2 separate regions of the Homo sapiens genome follow, and region 1 is linked to region 2. Evidence: chromatin loops called from intact Hi-C (ENCODE). Cell type or tissue: GM12878. All regions are shown on one strand. Each heading gives the region's core, and the rest is flanking DNA. Links, peaks and the distances in the headings are about the cores only.

Region 1 (5,462 bases), core at 366-5,365, 140 kb after region 2:
AAAAGAAAAGAAAAGCGAAAAGAAAAAGAAATGATACAGGGATCCAGCTGAACATCTTGTCCTCAGTCGGTCACCCTAATACCATTTCATGAACAATCCATCTTTCCCCCATGATTTGAAATGCCGCCTTCATCACATATCAGATTTGGGTCTATAGCTGGACTCTCTTGTTTCTTAGTGATCTATTTGTACTAGTACCACACTTTCATAGAAAAACCATCAATACTTTAGCATAACATCTCTTAGCTGTTTATTTTTATGTATAAACTTTAGCATCAGCTTAATATTTAAACTAAAACAATCTGAACTTTCACATTAGAATGTTGAGTTAAAATACTGATTTTCATTTGAATCACTGTTTACTGAATTCATAGAAAATTGATTAAAATTATTCATGCCTTTCACTCCACAATATTTCAGTACTGAATCTATTTCATAACATGAAATAGCAAGTCTTCCCCTTTATTTGAGTCTTATACACACACACACACACACACACACAAATGGTGCTAGTTAAAAAAAGAAAAAAATATAATTGCAAGAAAATTACCCACCCTGTCTAATATAGCCCCTAATGTTGTAGGACAGACACCCTAGTGGCTGGTCTGTTTTGACTCTTCACCAACCGACACATGGGGCAGACAGCTGGCTGTCACGTGCCAGGTGCATCAAAAACAGACTACATGCTTTTGATGTGCAAGTATGATGTCATTCTACTGCCCTATATACCTCTAAGGAAAAAACTGAAGTTACTTGTTATTTTACTCTATGTCAAATACTAACAGGAGAAAGATGTTTCATCCACAAGACTGTGACTTCTCAAACACACAGCTTTACAAGGTGACATTCGGCTTCGGGATGGACTCTCAGATGACCCCAGTGGACGCTGGAAATGAAGGCAATCATGCTGAGGGCCTGGCAGTCACACTTCAGCTAAGAGAAACCCTTCCTTCTACAGTTTTCTTTAAGGAAATGTAGTTTTATTCTCCTATTTAGCAATATATTCCGTGTCCTCCAAACTCTAAGTTACAAGTTTTTTCAAATAAGAACTTGAAAAAGTACCAAAGTTTGGGACACTAGGGACAGACTATCATTGGTACAGCAGCCTCAGCCTGGTTTCCATCAAGGACCGGCTGTGAAATGGAGGGGCTCGGAGGGCCACAGTCAAGAGCCTAGTGAGTTGGAATTCCGTTAACAGCTCTACCTCTCTTCCGCTGTGTAACCTCGGGCTAGAGTTCAGAAGTGAGTGGTCTGGATTCAGAAGACTGCCAGAAGCTAAGTGAGGTACATCACAAAGGAACACAGGACTGTGAGCTAGAACAGGAGAGTGAATGTTCGCTGGGGCCTTCCAGAAGACAGTTCAGTCTTAGCAAACTGGCCAGGAAGGATTTTCATCAAGATGGAGGAAAAACCTGGAGGTGAACTATTCATAGCAAGTGTCCTCAAAAAATTAAAATCCATTTAATTAGGGCAAAAACAAATAATTGTTCTTTGAAAATCACTTGGTCAATAATTTGTAGGTGTGTAGTAACTGTCATACTAGTTGGTTATGTATGTGATCTTAGCTCTCCACCTAAGTTATGAAATCTTTGTGGTTATGTTTGTTTCTATCTCTTTGGTTTTGTTTTTTTTTTTCCTGGAACGCTCTCTTTATCTTGTTTCAACCCAACTCCTGCTGATAACACATTTCTCAAAACCCTACCAACTGGAGATCTTTCCTGCAGCTTCCGTCACGGCCCTCGGACTCAGTCCCTCAGCAGATGGCCTTTTACTGCCCTGGCAGGTCCCTTCCCCTCTTAACTGTAACCAATCACTGGCTTTCTCTCTGAACCCATCCTTCCCATACGTCGATCTCTGCCTTCTTCACTCTCAACTCCCAAATCCCCTTGGTAGTTCCCTAACTACAGACACCTCGTCACGGTAAAACCTATTCAGCTCCTGGGCTGAGGTTTCCATCCTGTGGCGCCTCTCTGTCCTTTCCTTCCACCTTTCCCTCCTCTTCCTTTCTACTGAGCAGCATCTTCATCCTCTTTCTCTTCCCACTCCTTATTTTGCAAAGCTCTTAACTGTCCATCATGGGTAATTAAAATCCCTTCATTAGCACTCACTGCCCCTAGAGTCACCTCCAAGCTTCCTGTGGCTCAATCAGGAGTTTCTTCAGCACAGGTCTCAACTTTGCCTCGTGCTGCATTCCCCATTCTCCCTACCTGCCACTAACCTTCACTCTGAAGCTTCAAACTTCACACATTTCCCCAAACTTTTCTACATCTCTGCTGTTCCTCACACTATACTGTACTCTTATCTGCACACCTCATCTTCCTCAATTTAGCAAAGCCCTACCCCATCAGAAGGGCTCTGGCCTTCCCACAGCCTGCTGGCTGACATCCAGCCGCCTCCTTTCACTTTCTTCATTATTTGCAAATCAGATGGTCAGTCCCACCAGTGAATCACGGGGACAGCTCTGTCTTACCCGGAGAATGTTTCCCCCAAAAGATTCTCCAAATGCCTTGCATAAAGTGGCAAGGACTCAAATATTTTAAATGTGATGTTCTTGATCATTTGTATGAAATATATCTTACTCTTTGTCAGACCTCTAACCTTCATGACATGATCACCAAAAGGAGGAAATCAGATTTGCCTTATGTATACTAAGACTATGTATACTAAGACTTTGCCTTATGTATAAAAAGACTAAATTGAGTCTTTTTGAAAAAATTAACTTGTTGTGGTCGATCACAGAATAAGTGATTTTCAGCATGTGACTACAGAAAAAATGATTTTTGGCCAGGCGCAGCGGTTCACACTTGTAATCCCAACATTTTGGGAGGCTGAGGCAGGAGGATCACTTGAGGTCAGGAGTTTGAGACCAGCCTAGCCAACATGGTGAAACCCCATCTCTATTAAAAATACAAAAAGCCGGGTGTGGTGGCAGGAGCCTATAATCCCAGCTACTTGGGAGGCTGAAGCAGGAGAATCGCTTGAACCTGGAAGGCGGAGGTTGCAGTGAGCCGAGTTCACACCACTACACTCCAGCCTGGGTGACAGAGTGAGACTCTGTCTCAAAAAAAAAAAAAAAAAAAAAAGAGAAAGAAAAAAGAATTTTTAGCATGTGACACTATGAGTACCCTTAAAATAACAGTGTCTGAGTTCTGAAAGTGGATGATACAGACAGGCACAGGAGATGGAGGAATGGGCAAATATGAGAGAAAGCAAGAGCAGTAAAATGGGAATGGTAAAATCTAGAAGGTGGGTATATGATTATTCACTATGAAATTCGTTTAACTCTTCTATGCTTGAAATTTTAACAAACATTGGAAAATGCAACAAACAAAATCGACATATACAATCACTCTCGTCTGAGCTCCATTAGAAGGACACAGAGAAGGGCTGTGTCCATCAGGGTAACCTGCCATCTCCTGCTGCCCGTGAACGTGGGGCCCTGGGTAAACGCTTTGTAAATTAAGTATCTGTTGAATGAATACACTCCTACAGCATGTCTGGTTGGGTCTCTGGGACACGCTTAAATCTATGTAATCACCACAGGTAGATGATTATGTCCGACTCTCTTCCTAACTCCCACCCCAGCTAAATCAAATGCCCCTTTAGGCCCAGGAGCAATATACTAACAATTTGCTGGTTTAACGTTCTAAATTTAAAAGCTATCCTCTCCTCATAATGCAAATAGAGAAATATATTTATGCAGGCTTGACATTGGGAGACTTATTTAAACACATTCACTCAAAGGATTTACAGCATTAGCTAAATTTCTTCAGAAAGTAGACTGGCTTGTACCTGACTGCAGAGCCACTGGACCACAGAACAGACTGAGAATGGCCACGAGGGGTGGGGGAGACGGACACGCACACCCATGGTGGTGCTGTGTGGTGAGTGTAGGAAAGCTGCACATGGTACAAATATACAATATGGGATAAAAAGGGGCAAGACGAATCCTGGTACACTAGGTGGAGTTTAACTCCCTTTAGGAAGCTATTGGAATTGACTCAAGTAATCATTATACCACATGGGGATAGTGGTTAAGAACTTAGGCTCAAAGCCTGCTATCTGGGTTTGAATCCCAGCTTTATCACTTACCACTAGCTGTGTGGCCTTGGGTAATTTACTTAGCTCTCTTAGTCCCCACACTTATACAATGGCTATAACATTATCCTCCTGTAAGGATTAAATGACATAATGCATACAAAGCATCTAGCCCACAGTATGCATTCAGTAGAGGTTATCTTAATATGTGAGGGCTCATCTAAAATATAAAGAAAAGAATAAAGACTAGCATTTCTTTGAGTAAATCCCCATCTAAGTAACATACCTATTAGCTTATGCTATGCAGGAAAAGACCAGACAGTTATATTTACAAATAGCTGCACAGCCAGGTCATATTAATAGAGACTTTTAATTGAAGAGATAACAGGCTTAAGATATTTTCTATTCCAGCCAACGTTCTGTTACCTTCAGATACATAAAAGAGGAAGAAGACAGAAATATTTTTACTGTAAAGGTCAACAACAGCAACTCCTAATTCTTGGGACTTTCAGCACAAATATTTTCTGTTGCTAAATGCTGAGATCTTGACTTTTTTCAAAACCTAAGCTTTACTGTAACAAACTAGACTACAATGATCTGGTTGAAGGATCCTTTGGTGTCTTTTTTTTTTTTTTTTTTTTTGAGACAGGGTCTTGCTCTGTCACCCAGGCTGGAGTACAGTGGTGTGATCTCGGCTCACTGCAACCTCTGCCTCCCAGGTTTAAGCAATTCTCCTGCCTCAGCCTCCCAAGTAGCTAGGATTACAGGGGTGCACCACCACACCCAGCTAATTTTTGTATTTTTAGTAGAGATGGGGTTTCACCATGTTGGCCAGGCTGGTCTCGAACTCCTGACCTCAGGTAATCTGCCTGCCTCCGCCTCCCAAAGTGCTGGGATTACAGGCGTGAGCCACTGCGCCTGATGTCTCTGACATTTTTGTTCTCCATCCCCACAACCCCTTTGGTCTCTCAACTGCAGACATTTGGTCATGCAATAATCCCCTCGGCTCCTTCACTCAGGTTTCCAATGCTGAGATGCCTCTTCGTTTCTTTCCTTACACCTCCCCTTCCTCTTGAATTTTTACAGGACAATGTCTTCATTCTCCTCTTCTTTTCCCTCTCTCCGTGGTACCACACTCCTCCTCACAGTCAACCACAGAGTTAAAGACCTTTCATTAGATCTCACTGCCCGTGGGATGAATTCAGTAATCAAGCCTCCTCTAAGAGGCCTCCACGGTGTAAATCCTCACGATCTTCCCAGTTCCTACATATTCCACATCCCACATCACCATGCCCCAAGAAGAGCTCCTGTAAGATACTTTACCTGACATAATCACTTCACTTGGGAAAAAAAGATGACTTTTAGGGTTTATTAAATGTTTATTTCCTCTTGTGTTCAAGTTTGAAATTTACCTTATATATGGA
Region 2 (5,462 bases), core at 247-5,246:
ATGAGGCACCATGCCTGGCGCAGGTTTCTTTTCCAAATCTACACTGAACACATTCCAGGGGCCAGGGGTGGGGGGTGGCAGGGAGTTCAGGGTTAGTTTTCCTCTCATTGTGCTGAGAGCAGGCCTGGGTCCTAACTCTCCAGAGGTGCCCCATAACCCGGGGGTGGTGCAAGTGGAGGTCAAGGCCTCAGATGCCAACCAGGGCCCACCCTCTGCAGGAGACCCAGGGCCCACCCTCTGCAGGGGACCCAGGGCCTCACCAGAAGAAGGAGTTCCCCCATTCAGAGCTGTCATCCCCCTGCTTCTGCGTGCGGACAGTCAGGTCAAAGCGAGACCCATCGTTTGGCCATGAGAAATAGAACACCCCCGAGCTGAGGATTTTCTTCAAAGCTATGAGGCGTTCCTCCTCCTTGGCCTCTTCCTGAAGAGGGTAAAAGTCAGTGGCAGTGATTTTGTAGATTTCAGCATCTGGAATTCTGCCCACAGATGTGCAGCCTGTCACCAACACCAGGAAGCTCAGAGACGTGCCACCTGGAAAGGAAATCAGACAGGAGAGCTCAGGGTCGAAGTCGGCCCGGCCGCCTGGAGCTCCAAGGGGACAAATGGAGCCCAGGTTCAACCGCAGCCAGGAAGGCAACGTCTGTGCACCTGCAACTTCCCATGGCATTGCCCAACTCAATGGCTCAAGAACCTGCCCTGTCCTGTAAGCTTCAGGCGGGGCTTCTCAAAGTGTGGGACCCTGGCCAGCAAGTCAGCATCCCCTGGGAGCCTGTTAGACATGCAGATTCCTGCCGCCCAGCTGCCTGAGGCTGGGGGCAAGCTTTGCTTTAACAAGCCCTCCAGGTGATTCTGATGCCCCCAGGAGTCTGAAAATTCCTGGCCTAGAGCCCTTCCAGACCCCCAGGACCTACCCCCAAAGCCTCTCCAAATCACCTTCCCCAGTGCCTCCTCAGCCACTGCCTTGACTCAGGACCCCTGGCCTGGGGTCTGTCTTCCCCCACTCCATCACAGGAGTGGCCTTCCCAAAGTCATTGGATCACAGCCGCTCCGCCCTTCCTTCTTGCACAGCTCCCACTCCCTGCAGGACTACGACAGAAGCTCCCAAATCCCTCCCCGCTGCAGCCCATCCCTGCCCCACACGTGGGCAGACACCCCAGCCGGCTGCTCTCCTGAGCTGGCTGTCCTCCAGCTGGTCCAATGTGCCATAAGCATGACCTCGCACCCTGGGCTCTTGCCCAAGATGCTCCCCCTGCCTGGGACGTCCCACCGCCATCTGCCCAACAAGACCTCCATGACCCCTTCTCCACGCACCTCCCGCCTGTCTCTACCCTAACAATACTTCAGGCTTCGGGCCCAGCATTCCATCCTCTGGAAGAACACGAGCGTCCCCACATGCTCCGTAGGGACCATCCTGCCTCTGCCCTCCCCACTTCACCAGAAGAACTCCTCCTCATCCTTCTGGGCCAACTTGGCAGCAACTCCTCCGGGAAGCCTTCCTTGCTCTCCCAAGACACGGACAGGCACCCCTCGTACGTGCCAATAGCATTCCCATCAGCAGTTGTCACACACACAAAGCTCATGACCTCCCTCCCCACCTGTGCCCCCAGGGGAGGGGCTTCCTTGGGGGCAGGGCCATTTCGTCGTCATCTCCCAGCACCACACACACTCGGTTTGCTGAATGCTTCCTAAATAAATTCCTGCCAAATGCTACCAAGACGACCTCGGACCCTGCAGCCAGGCGAATGAGGCAGCCCTCTCTGGGGCACCACCTCGCTGTCGCTGACAGCTGGTTTTCTGTTCCCTATCCCCCGCTGCTCACAAGGGCACTTCACAACACGCTGCGTATCGGGGGTGCCTGGTGGCGCCGTGCCTCACTCTCGGGACGGGGCCCAAGAGATCATCGGGTAGAAACCGGCCTTTGGGGTCTGGCAGGGCTCTAGTCCCAAGGACACTCTTCCCACCCCGCTGAGGTCTGAAGGATCCGCCCAGCGAGATCTTCTGTGAATGATCAAGGGCCGCTGTCTACAGCCATGGTCTGGAGATGGTTCTGATCTCTCCACACTCCAGGAAGAGACCCCCAAAACAACCAGTTCCACCACCCTCTCACCCCAATTTCCTCACCACACTTCATAGGGAGAAGAGCGCTGCTTGTGGCAGGGTGGCGTGTGGCTGTCATTAAAGTGCGTTCCTTTAATGAGCGCTCAGGGCTCCCAGGGGCCTGCTGCTATGCCATGGGGTGGGGCTGCCAGCAGGGCAGGGGGTTGATCCCATCACATCTCCCCAGACACATCCTCAGGAAACCACCTCAAAACCACCTAAGAACAAAGGAAGTTATCACACTGGGGACAGGGACAGGGGTCAGAGTTCAGCTTCTCAAGTAGGATAGGTGGGGTTCCGGGGTTGGCAGCTTGTGATCAGAGCCTTGGCCACAGAGCGCTCCCGGCACCCACCTGCCTCTTCTGACACAGTGCAGGGAAAAGCACAGTTCAGCAGAAGTGCCCTCGGAGAGGCAGGAGGATGGCCCCTGTGGCTGCCAGAGCTATGGAAAATTTTGCATGACATCACTCCGTGAGAGTCATGAGCTGATTTCTAGCACCACTTCCTCAACAGCCTCCGTGTGGGGGGCCTGAGTGCCTGGCAACAGTCCCAGGTGCATTTCCTGGGCAGGACCACGGCCTGGGGGAGGCTGGGGAGAGGAGCACTGTAGCAGCCAGGAGAGGCTCTTAACATTGCCACAGAGCACTGGGGCTCCTGGGTCCAGGGAGGAGGGGGTCGGGAGTGGTACAGGGGAGTGAGGAGAGCCGGTATCTGGTGAGCGCAGTGGAGGCAGGGGAGCTGTACAGGCGCGGACTCCATCCTCCCGCCCACCGCAAGGGGCGCCCTTACCAGCCCCATCTCACAGGGAGGGAAACAGACGCACAGAGAGGTTAAGCAGCCTGCCCAAGGTGACAGAGCGGGGAGCTGGGATCCAAATCCACTTTCTAGCTACAGTGCCTGGGCAAGTTTCTCAAGCCAAGTCTGGCCCCAGAGCTGGTGCTCCTAATTACACCTCCTTGCAGATGACGTCGCCAGCCTGCTTACCCATGCTGCTGTCTCAGGGCTACCACTGCCATTTCACACACGCATGACTGTCCCCCAGGGAAGCTGAATCACCCGCCCAAGCACACAGCTAGTCTGTGTTGGAGCCAAAATGTAGGTTTCACTTTAAGCCCATGCTCCATCTAGCCCCAAAGTCCGGCAGTTTCCAATCGGATTAGTTTGCTGTACCCTGTATGTATGTATGTATGTACGTATGTATGTATGTATGCATGTATTATTTATTTATTTATTTTTTGAGACAGAGTTTTACTCTTGTTGCCCAAGCTGGAGTGCAATGGTGTGATCTCGGCTCACCGCAACCTCTGCCTCCCAGGTTCTAGTGATTCTCCTGCCTCACCCTCTGGAGTAACTGAGATTACAAGCATGCGTCACCACGCCCAGCTAATTTTATATTTTTAGTAGAGATGGGATTTCTCCATGTAGGTCAGGCTGGTCTCAAACTCCCGACCTCAGGTGATCTGCCTGCTTCGGCCTCCCAAAGTGCTGGGATTACAGGCGTGAGCCACCACGCCCGGCTATTTTTTTTTGAGATGGAGTTTCACTCTTGTTGCCCAGGCTGGAGTGGAGTGGTGCAATCTCAGCTCACTGCTACCTCCGCCTCCTGGGTTCAAGTAATTCTCTTGCCTCAGCCTCCCGAGTTGCTGGGATTATACCGGCTAATTTTTTGTATTTTTGGTAGAGATGGGGTGTTACCATGTTGGCCAGGCTGGTCTCGAACTCCTGACCTCAGGTGATTCACCTGCCTCAGCCTCCCAAAGTGCTGGGATTACAGGTGTGAACCACTGCACCTGGCCTGCTGTACCCTTTAAAAGAGTGTGGTCAACCAGTGTACCTGCTATTGACTGAATGTGTGCACCCCCAAGTTAATATGCTGAAGTACGAACACCCAAGGTGATGGTTTGAGGTGGTGGGGGTATTTGGGAGGTGACTGGGTTATGGCAGTGGAGCCCTCATGAATGGGGTTTGTGCCCAGAGATCTCCTGCACCTCTCCCACCATGTCAGATGCAGAGAAAAGGCAGCATCTATGGAGCAAGAAGCAGGTCCTCACAGCCGGCCAATCTGCGGGCCGCTGGTCTCGGACTTCCAGCCTCCAGAACTGCGCGAAATAAATGTCTGTTGCTGATAAGCCACCCCGTCTACTACGGAACTTTGTCACAGCAACACACTGGACTCAGACAGCGTTCCCTGCCCATTTTAAAACTGCCATTGAAGGTTTTCATCGGTAGTTGAAATGCCTGTAAATAATATATTGTGCAGTGTATTCTAAATATTGACACGTAAAACTAAAACTCTGGGAGCCTCTTGTCAGTATCCCATGGAATCTACACAGTAACGTGATACTCATTGCCATCTATTATTTACAGGATTGCAGGAGCATGCTCTTTCTTACCACATGGAACTTTCACTCATATTTCCAGTCCCCCCTCTTCAGAATTCCATCCTAATGTAGCATATCTGGTGCTTCTACGTCCTGTTCTGATCACCCCATCAGCCCCTGCAGCCGTGTGTTCCTCAACTCCAAGTGTTTAAAAAGAGAGCGTTCTGGTTTATCGTTCCAGTGATACCTAACTGGTCAAACAATGTAAACAATACAATGTAAATAAAACACTGCCAAATAATTTTTTTTGGCTGTCCTCTTTAAGAGTGTGGTCAACCAGTGTACCTGCTATTGGCTGAATGTGTGCACCCCCAAATTAATATGCTGAAGTATGAACACCCAAGGCGATGGTTTTAGGAGGTGGGGTCTCTGGGAGGTGACAGTCTTGCTCTGTCGCCCAGGCTAGAGTGCAGTGGCGCAATCTGGGCTCACTGCAACCTCTGTCTCCCGGGTTCAACTTTCGCCTTTCAGGTTTACTGCCTCAGCCTCTTGAGTAGCCGGGATTACAGGCATGAGCCCCCATGCCCAGCTAATTTTTGTATTTTTAGTAGAGATGGGGTTTCACCATGTTGACTGGGCTGGTCTAGAACTCCTGACCTCTAGTGGTCCGCCCACCTTGGCCTCCCAAAGTGCTGGGATTACAGGCATGAGCCACCGTGCCTGGCCGACAAATAATCATTTGATACAAAAAGTCATAATGTGTTGGAAAGGCATCTCTTAATGAGATGAATAAATATTTATTGAAGGAATGAAAGTAGGTTCTGCACCAATTCTAATTCTAGTTTTCATTTTTGTAGACGCAAACACTAAAAGATCCTGTTCACATTAATAAATAGATGGGAATGGAAAGGGCTTCATTGTAGAAATGTCACTCGATTCTTCAAAGTCCTTCTGAGTTAGCGCTAAGAAATGACAATAACCTGCTGATAAAATGGTTACTAATGTGTCAGCTGATACCCCAATTAAATTCTCCTTCCGTTATGG

Evidence for each region. Peaks named below come from ENCODE experiments on the same cell type or tissue, not always from the same donor. Only the 100,000 strongest peaks of a DNase experiment are listed, where the experiment ranks them.
Region 1: it touches region 2 in a loop (7-fold over the local background); 2 of 110 quality-filtered maps call a loop at or near these places.

What each region holds. Positions count from the first base shown.
Region 1 is chr6:157,888,649-157,894,110 of GRCh38, reverse strand. All of the region lies in intron 4 of SNX9 (sorting nexin 9), which reads right to left. SNX9-AS1 (SNX9 antisense RNA 1) reads left to right here and starts at 1,229. Exons shown (of 2, transcript NR_183542.1): 1 at 1,229-1,418. In GM12878, for the core only: no CTCF peak of the experiment used is centred there; no DNase peak of the experiment used is centred there.
Region 2 is chr6:158,023,825-158,029,286 of GRCh38, reverse strand. It overlaps SYNJ2 (synaptojanin 2), which reads right to left. Exons shown (of 27, transcript NM_003898.4): 3 at 261-531. Among named protein-coding and RNA genes, the nearest start is that of SYNJ2-IT1, 25 kb to the right of the region's middle. RefSeq lists enhancers at 2,256-2,325, 1,843-2,530, 2,531-3,218. In GM12878, for the core only: a CTCF peak has its summit at 2,865; no DNase peak of the experiment used is centred there; H3K4me3 peaks cover 721 bases; H3K27ac peaks cover 983 bases.